Linked DNA regions of Homo sapiens: region 2 is linked to region 1. Evidence: read pairs that join two places in POLR2A ChIA-PET (ENCODE). Cell type or tissue: Caco-2. All regions are shown on one strand. Links, peaks and the distances in the headings refer to the core of each region. The heading gives the core; the rest is flanking DNA. Region 1 has its middle 35 kb from the start of SRRM3. Region 2 overlaps POR (cytochrome p450 oxidoreductase).

What was found. ChIA-PET counts read pairs that join two places held together with the same protein. Peaks named below come from ENCODE experiments on the same cell type or tissue, not always from the same donor. Only the 100,000 strongest peaks of a DNase experiment are listed, where the experiment ranks them.
Region 2: POLR2A ChIA-PET joins it to region 1 with 5 read pairs; 2 of 35 experiments call an interaction of 5 or more read pairs at or near these places.

Annotation. Positions count from the first base shown.
Region 1 is chr7:76,164,868-76,169,126 of GRCh38, reverse strand. No RefSeq gene overlaps it. Among named protein-coding and RNA genes, the nearest start is that of SRRM3, 35 kb to the left of the region's middle. In Caco-2, for the core only: a CTCF peak has its summit at 2,328; a DNase peak (open chromatin) is centred at 2,436; H3K4me3 peaks cover 1,408 bases.
Region 2 is chr7:75,954,178-75,958,689 of GRCh38, reverse strand. It overlaps POR (cytochrome p450 oxidoreductase), which reads right to left. Exons shown (of 16, transcript NM_001395413.1): 2 at 4,510-4,512. Among named protein-coding and RNA genes, the nearest start is that of SNORA14A, 13 kb to the right of the region's middle. In Caco-2, for the core only: no CTCF peak of the experiment used is centred there; DNase peaks (open chromatin) are centred at 1,179, 1,459 and 2,362.

The sequences.
Region 1 (4,259 bases), core at 260-4,259:
ACAGAGTGAGACTCTATCTCAAAAAACAAACAAACAAACAAAAATTAGCCAGGTGTGCTGGCGTGTACCTGTAGTCCCAGATACTTGGAGACTATGGTGGGAGAATCACCTGAGTCAAGGAAGTCGAGGCTGCAGTGAGCTGTGACTGTGCCACTGTACTCCAGCCTGCATGACAGAGTGAGATTTTGCCTCAAAAAAAAATTTTTTTTTGGCTGGGCGCAGTGGCTCATGCATTTTGGGAGGCCGAGGCAGGTGGATCATGAGGTCAAGAGATCAAGACCATCCTGGCCAACATGGCGAAACCCTGTCTCTACTAAAAATACAAAAATTAGCTGGGCATGGTGGCATGTGCCTGTAGTCCCAGCTACTCGAGAGGCTGAGGCAGGAGAATCACTTGAACCCAGGAGGCGGAGGTGGCAGTGAGCCGAGATCATGCCACTGCACTCCAGCTCAAAAAATATATATATTTTTTTAATTAACAAGTTCTAGTATCTAAAATGAGCAAAATCGTCACGTGTGGTGGATCACACCTGTAATCCCAGCAATTTGGGATGCCAAGGCATGTGGATCATCTGAGGTCAGGAGTTCAAGACCAGGCTGCAGTGAGCCAAGATTGCACCACTGCACTCCAGCTGGGGAGACAGAGTGAGACTCCATCTCAAAAAAAAAAAAAAAAAAAAAAAAAGTAAATATGCATTTGAAAAGAACAGCATCAGCCAGGTACAGTGGCTCACGCCTGTAATCCCAGCACTTTGGGAGGCCGAGGGTAGAGGATAGCTGAGCCCAGGAGTTTGAGACCACCCTGGGCAACATGGTGAAACCCTGTCTCTACAAAAAATACAAAAATTAGCCAACTGTGGTAGTAAACACCTGCAGTCTCAGCTACTTGGGAGGCTGGGGAAAGGATTGCTTGAGTCTGGGAGGTCGAGGCTGCAGTGAGCCATGATTGCGCCACCTCACTCCAGCCTGGGCAACAGAGCAAGACCCTCTCTCAAAAAAGAAAAAAAAACATGCAAAAAGAAAACAAAACAGAACAGCGTCATTTCCTTATCATTAGTTTGAAGGAAGGGAATCACTGGCAAAAGTTTCCATTTTCTTTTTTTTGAGATGGAGTCTCACTCTGTCGCCCAGGCTGGAGTGCAATGGCGCGATCTCGGCTCACTGCAAGCTCTGCCTCCCGGGTTCACACCATTCTCCTGCCTCAGCCTCCTGAGTAGCTGGGACTACAGGCGCCCACCACGACGCCCAGCTAATTTTTTGTATTTTTGTAGAGACCGAATTTCACCATGTTGCTCAAGCTAGTCTGGAACGCCTGAGCTCAAGGGATCTGCCCACCTCGGCCTCCCAAAGTGCTAGGATTAAGGGCGTGAGTTACCAGGCCGGCCCAATTACTTTCTTCAGTCTGAGCATGAGCACTGGAAGAAAAGCTCTCACTCACATGTAATTTTTTTTAGAGACATGGTCTCCCTCTGTCACCCAGGCTGAAGTGCAGTGGCGTAATCTCAGCTCACGGTAACCTCAACCTCCCGGGCTCCAAATATATATATATATATATATATATATATATATATATTTTTTTTTTTTTAGTTGGAGTCTCGGTCTGTCGCCCAGGCTGGAGTGCAGTGGCGCGATCTCGGCTCACTGCAGCCGCCGCCCCCCGGGTTCAAGCAATTCTCTGCCTCTGCCTCAGCCTCCCGAATAGCTGGTATTACATGTGCCCGCCACCACGCCCGGCTAATTTTTTATTTTTAGTATAGACGGCATTCACCATGCTGGCCAGGATGGTCTTGAATTTCCGACCTCGTGATCCACCTGTCTCGGCCTCCCAAAGTGCTGGGATTAAAGGCGTGAGCCACCGTGCCCGGCCCGATCGCTTATATTTTTAAAGAGATGTTTTCTTGGTTTCCTAGCCCCTCGTACCCCCTACAAAGTTCCAAAGGCTTTGATGTTGTTGCAAAGGCCATGAGAGGTCAAGCCGAGGGGTGCAGCTCCCTAATGCGGTGTAGCCTCAGACGGGGCCGATCCTGCCCAGAATGAGCGGCGCCGGGCGGTGGGGGACGCTGCCGGTGTCCCCGGGACCTGGCTGGGGGAGGAGTTGGGGGGGCGCACCTACACAGGCTCAGGTGACGCGAGTGTGCGGCAAGGGCTGTAGCCGGAGCTAGCGGGCTTGTGGTGGCCACTGAGGAGCTTCTGCCCGACAGTGCCCTCCGGGCCACAGCCGCTTGGTGCGCAGCGCCTACTCGCTCAGCGTCAGGCCCTTGCTGCGCCCTACGCCGCAGGCTGGGAAGTCGCGCAGGTAGCAGTAGTACAGGCAGTGGTAAAGCTCGTCCTTGTAGCTTATTGGTGTCGGCGGCCGAGTCGGAGCCTGCGGACACTAACCCGCCGCCTACTGACACTGACCGGCAGTCTGTGGCCACGCGTCTGCGCATGCGCTCTCCTGGAATACCCAGCCGCCGCGCCTCGAGTTCCGATTGGTTCTACAGAAGGGGCGCGCCTCCGCTGACGTCACAGGCGCGGGCCTTCCGGCGACGTAATAGCGCCGGCCTTCGGCGATGTCACAGTGACGCTACAGTGCCTGGAGCTGGGCTGTTTTCTCCTCGGTTTGGAGCCTGGTGACCGTGACTTCCCCGCCATGTTCTGTGTGTTGCTGGCTGGAGAAGGGTAGTTGACAAACTCCGACCCAGCACAGTGTTTCTGTGGGTCAAAACTAGAAAACTATGTCCGGGCTCCGCCGAGGCGGAAGGATCCCTTCAGGCCAGGAGTTAAAGAGCGGCCTGGGCAACATGGCGCGACTCCATCTCTGTAGTCCCTCCTCAGCTTCCCAGATACTTGAACCCCAAGGTTCAAGGCTGCAATGAGCTATGATCCCATCACAGCACTCTATCCTGCGAGACTGAAGTAAACCTTGTCTAAAAAAATAAACTATCCAAGTGTGCAACAGGGAGGGACCGCTTAAAGAAAACATGGTAATTGTATGTTCAAATACTTTTAACAAGTGCAAAATGTATAGGCTTAAATAAATAGGGCTGGCCGGGCGCGTTGGCTCACGCCTGTAATTCCAACATTTTGTGTGCCCGAGGCATTCCGATCACTTGAAGTCAGGAACTCGAGACCAGCCTGGCCAATATGGTGAAACCCCATCTCTACTAAAAATATAAAAATTAGGCCAGGCACCTTGCATCGTTTCAGGAGGCTCGCACCTCCCTAAGGGCCCGTTAATTGAACCCCTCGGACCTGAGGGTGAGAAACCTTGGCTTAGTTCTTCCCAGGGTGATCAGCCCAGGGGTAAGAGAGGAGAGGCCAGAAAGCAGGACCCATGAGAAGGGCCCCCTCCTGGAGTTTGAGGCCCATTCCTTCCTGCCCCTGCGTCTCCTCGGTCCAGGACTCCTCCCTGCTCTGCCCCACTCCTGGGGCCATGGCCACGGGGGGCTGCTTTTGGGTACAGGCCCCAGCGGCAACCCTGGGCCCAAAGTGGGCAGGCTCACCTGGAGGGGATCAGAGTAAAATGGCAAGAAGCGAGGGGAAAAGCCGCCCTGGAAGCGCGCCTCTCTGCCCCCTGACGTCAGTGGGTGCACTCTTCCCTCACCTCACTCAGGCAGCGGCATGAGTTACCTGGGAGCACTGTCCTGCTCCCTCTGCTGCCTCTTTTTAGTCTTGGGGCTACCATAACACTTTCCCTTCCCCAGCCCTCCCAACCTGGTGGGAATTTGGGCTTCCCTCTTACAGGGTCCTGGGGACAGGCGGGTCCTGGGGATAGGCCCGTCCTGTATCATACCTGCAGCGAGACCCTTTTTTTTCTCCAGGACCTGGGGAGCAGCCAGGCTTCATGAGTTAAATGCAGATCTGAACCATACCAAGTTGGGATTGGGGTACACATTCTTCCCATCTGAAAACTAGCTAGGGGTTCCAACTTGGTGAGAGGGAGAGTGGGACAGAGCCAGACCAGACAAGAACTGATCACCTGGAAAAACCTGCCATCAAAGACCTTGACGAGTGCTGGGTGCGGTGGCTCACTCCTGTAATCCCAGCACTTTGGGAGGCTGAGACAGGTGGATCACTTGAGGCCAAGAGTTCGAGTCTAGCCTGGGCAACATGGCAAAACCCTGTCTCTGCTAAAAATACAAAAATTAGCTAGGTGTGCTATGCTCATGTAATCCCAGCTACTCAGAAGGTTGAGGCAGGAGAATCGTTTGAACTGGGGAGGCAGAGGTTGAAGTGAGCCGAGATTGTGCCACTGCACTCCAGTCTGGGAGACAGAG
Region 2 (4,512 bases), core at 255-4,254, 210 kb after region 1:
CTATCTTAGGAGACTAACACTATCGTAGGAGGCCTATTAACACTAAATTAGGAGCAGCATGGCAAAGTAGAGAAAACATGGCTTGTGGAGCTTGCAGACTTCATTCAAAAGCCAACTCTGCTGCTATTTAGAAGTTAGGTGGCCTTGGGCAAACTCTGCAATCCCTGGCACCTCGGTTTCTTCATCCGCAAAATGGGCTGCTCATGTCTTCGTGGAAGGGCTCTTGTAAGACTGGAGATGGTATTAATAAAAAGGATAAAAATAATAACACACTCCAGGCATGGTGGCTCACGCCTGTAATCCCAGCACTTTGGGAGGCCGAGGCAGGCAGACTGCTTGAGCCCAGGAGTTTCAGACCAGCCTGGGCAACATTGTTAGATGTCCATTTGTACAAAAAATATAAAAATTAGCCAAGGGTGGTGGTGCACGCCTGTAGTCCCAGCTACTTGGGAGGCCAAAGTGGGAGGATCTCTTGAGCCTGGGAGGCGGAGGTTGCAGTGAGCCGAGATCGTGCCAGCGTATTCCAGCCTGAACGACAGAGTGAGACCCTGCCTCAAAATAAATAAATAAATAGTAACAATCCATAACACCTGAGAGCCTACTATGCACCAGGAACTGAGCAAAGAGCTCTATGATGGATTAACTCAGTTTTCACAGCCTTATGAGGTAAGTACTACTACTACCTCCAGCTTACAGTTGGGGACACAGACTTGGAAAGATCAAGTCACCTGGCTGATGTCAGATGGCTAATGTGGGAGAGTCAGTACTCAACCTTGAGCACCCAACTTCAGGGTCCAGAATGTAGCCATGGTACTAGAAATATTTGTCTTGTACAGCGTACAGGTAAAAGCCCTGGCTGCAGCAGGCATCCAGTGTGATTTAATGAGGGAAGAGACAAGACTCTGGAAACTGCATATCTCCACACACATAAGGTTAGAAGATCATGATTAGGTGGAGGGAACAGAATTTCAGCATCCTGGCAAAGAGGAACAGTGAGAATCAACAAAAAAATACAAGTGCTTTGGGACCCTACAGCTCCCACAGTCTACAGGTTTTATGTCAACTTCCTCTTGTAAGGCCAGGGAGGTGACAGCGAGAACAGATGAGCTATGAGAGGAATGCTGCCTCCCTTGGTGGCAAGCTCCGCAGGCTCCCAGGGCCAACCCACGTCCTCACTCACGGCGGTGGGGCGGAACTTCCATTTTACAGATGAGGGAACAAGGGCCAGTTCAGGAGCTGGGTCCTGGACCCTGGTCTCTTTATCTTGAGTACTACTACGCTTTTTTATCAAAAGTACTATTCCACACCAGCAATGCCCCGTGTACCAGCCCTGGACAGGATGGGCTGGATTCCAGCTGATCTGCCCTTCCTATATCGGGCCCTCTGCTCTAAAGTCCTTTCAGCTTCAGGGTGTGGCTCTACCTTTAAGAACCTGCCCAACACCCCTCCTGCAGGACTTGGTCTGATCCCCACACCAATTCCTTCTCTCTTAGAGCTGGCGGAGCCTGTCTCTCCAGCCTGTGCCCTGGGCACATCCCATAACCTCTCTGAGAGCAGAAATGAGGCAACCCACGCTACCTAACGCACGGCGCTGTTGCAAGGAGGCCCTGATTAGACAATGTAGGTTAAAGCAGTTCACAAAGCATTTCTAAAAAGTACGCTGTGGCCGGGTGTGGTGGCTCACGCCTATAATCCCAGCACTATGGGAGGCAGAGGCAGGCAGCTCACCTGAGGTCGGGAGTTTGAGACCAGCCTGGCCAACATGGTGAAACCCCGTCTCTACTAAAAATACAAAAATTAGCCAGGCGTGGTAGCATGTGCCTGTAGTCCCAGGCACTCGGGAGACTGAGGCACGAGAATCGCCTGAACCCGGGAGGCGGAGGTTGCAGTGAGCCGAGATTGCACCACTGCACTCCAGCCTGAGTGACAAGAGCAAAAGTCTGTCTCAAAAAAAAAAAAACTATGTTGCAACACCCTCATTTTCCAGCTTAACATAAATGCTGGCTCTGTGGTCCTGATCGTGCCCGTCATAGTGCCTGGCACGAAATACGATCAACGCAAACACTACACAGCTCCTATCCCTCAGGGGCAGTGCTAGGTGAGTTTATAGACTCTTCCTCATTTAAGACAAAAGCCCCACAAGATTGGGAATACTGCCTCCATTTAGCAGGTGAGGAAACTGAGGCAGAATGAGGTTAAGGTCTCGCCCAGGGTTCACTCACCACTAGAGCGTAAGCTTGATGAAGACAGCATTCATCTATTTTCTTCACTGCTGCAGCCACACACCTTAGCATAGTGTCTGGGACACTGTAGGTAGGGCCTCAGGAAATGTTTGCTCAGTGAGTCAATGATGGAGATAAGATTGAACCCAGTTTTGTTTTGTTTTGTTTTGTTTTTGAGACGGACTCTGTCTCCCAGGCTGGAATGCAGTGGCGCATTCTTGGCTCACTGCAACCTCTGCCTCCTGGGTTCAAGCGATTCTTCTGCCTCAGCTTCCCTAGTAGCTGAAATTACAGGCATGCACCACCACGCCCAGCTAGTTTTTGTATTTTCGGTAGAGACGGGGTTTCGCCATGTTGGCCAGGCTGGTCTCGAACTCCTGACCTCAAGTGATTTCTCCCGCCTCGGCCTCCCAAAGTGGTGGAATTACAGACGTGAGCCGCTGTGCCTGGCCCTGAACCCAGTTTTTAAAAATGTAAAACTAATTCCCTGTCCATGGTATAAGAACTGTGTTGTGTGAATATCTGCTTTACGGTGTGAAGGCTGTAAGTGTTCTGGCGGGGAAGGCTGATACCCAGATTGGAATAGGGAATCGGGATTTGATGTGAGCGGCATGCTTCACCATGCCCAGCCTTGGAGAATGACTTTTCTGTGTGGCTTGTTCCTGCCAAGACAGCCACAGCCTTGGACTGGAACTGACATGACAGATGGCCCCCACTGGTGTCAGCACCAGCCCAGGGTGGCCCTGGGGTGCAAGCTAAGGCTGCAGCTGGGACTGGGTCCCCTGAAGACAGACAGAATGAAAGGGGTTCTGGTCTGAGAATGGCTCCCAATCCTGCCCCTGAGACCTGCCCCTTGCCAAATCCAGGGAGTCCCTGAAGGCAGCAGGCCCGTGCCCCTGGAGTTCCCTCGGCTCAGACCTGACCTGGCAGGTCCCCACTCAAACCTGGCTGCGGGCCCCTGGAGTCTGAGACTGGTGTTAAACACAGCCAAGCGTAACCGCAGGAAGTAATTCTGGCCGCAGGACCCTAAAATCTGGAGAATGACTTTTCCGTGTGGCTTATGGAAATCAATCTTGGAGAGACAGGGATGCAGTCACTTAGGCAGACCTTCGGTATCATTTTTTTCTGTCTACATACCATCTATACTATTATTTCCTTAACGTTTTTCTTTTAACTAATCCATCTTTTTCACTTATTCTTAAAAGGAAGCTTCATGAAAAGTTTAAAAGAGCAACAAAATAAGGCCTGTCCAAAGATTTTGTGCTCATTAGCACATAGCCTTCCAGGTGGCTACAGCCTTAAAAAGACTTTAAAATGCCAATTCTAGGCTGGGTACAGTGGCTCACGCCTGTAATCCCGACACTCTGGGAGACCAAGGTGTGCGGATTGCTTGAGTCCAGGTGTTCGAGACCAGCCCGGGACATGGCAAATCCCTGTCTCTATAAAAAAATACAAAAATTGACTGGGCGCAACGGCTCACACCTGTAATCCCAGCACTTTGGGAGGCCGAGGTGGGCGGATCACTTGAGGTCAGGAGTTTGAGACCAGCCTGGCCAACATGGTGAGACCCTGTCTCTACTAAAAATACAAAAAATAGCCAGGCGTGGTGGCGGGCACCTGTAATCCAAGCTACTCAGGAGGCTGAGGCAGAAGAATTGCTTGAGCCTGGGAGGCAGAGGTTGCAGTGAGCCGAGATCGCACCGCTGTACTCCAGACTGGTTGAAAGAACAAGATTCTGCTTCAAAAAAAAAAAAAAAAAAATTAGCTGGGCATAGTGGTGCACACCTTTAGTCCCAGCTACTCGGGAGGCTGAGGTGGGAAGACTGCCTGAGCCTGGGAGGTGGAGATTACAGTGAACCTTGATCGTGCCACCGCCATTGCACTCCAGCCTGGGCAATACAGTGAGACCATGTCTCCAAATAAATAAATAAATAAATAAATGGAAAAAAGGGTTCCAGCTCTAGCGCTGCTATTGCTGGCTAATGACCCTGGCAGGCCCGTTAACATTCTTGAGCCCCCGGTTCTTAATCTGTAAACTGGTGTCATTTTCGCAGTGCTTCCTGTGAAGGTCATATAAACAGCAGATAGAAAAGGGCCTTATAAACCCCACATAAGAGATGATTAAGGGAGAGCTCAAGCACAATCTAGCAAGAAGGCAAAACCCAAGAGTCACCCCAAAATGCTACAAGGAGCCTTGCTTCTTTCAGCCTGAGGCCCGCATGCAGGACACTGCTTGGAGTGGTGACAGAAGAGGGACAGAGAGAGGAGGCTGAGAGGCGGCACTTACAAT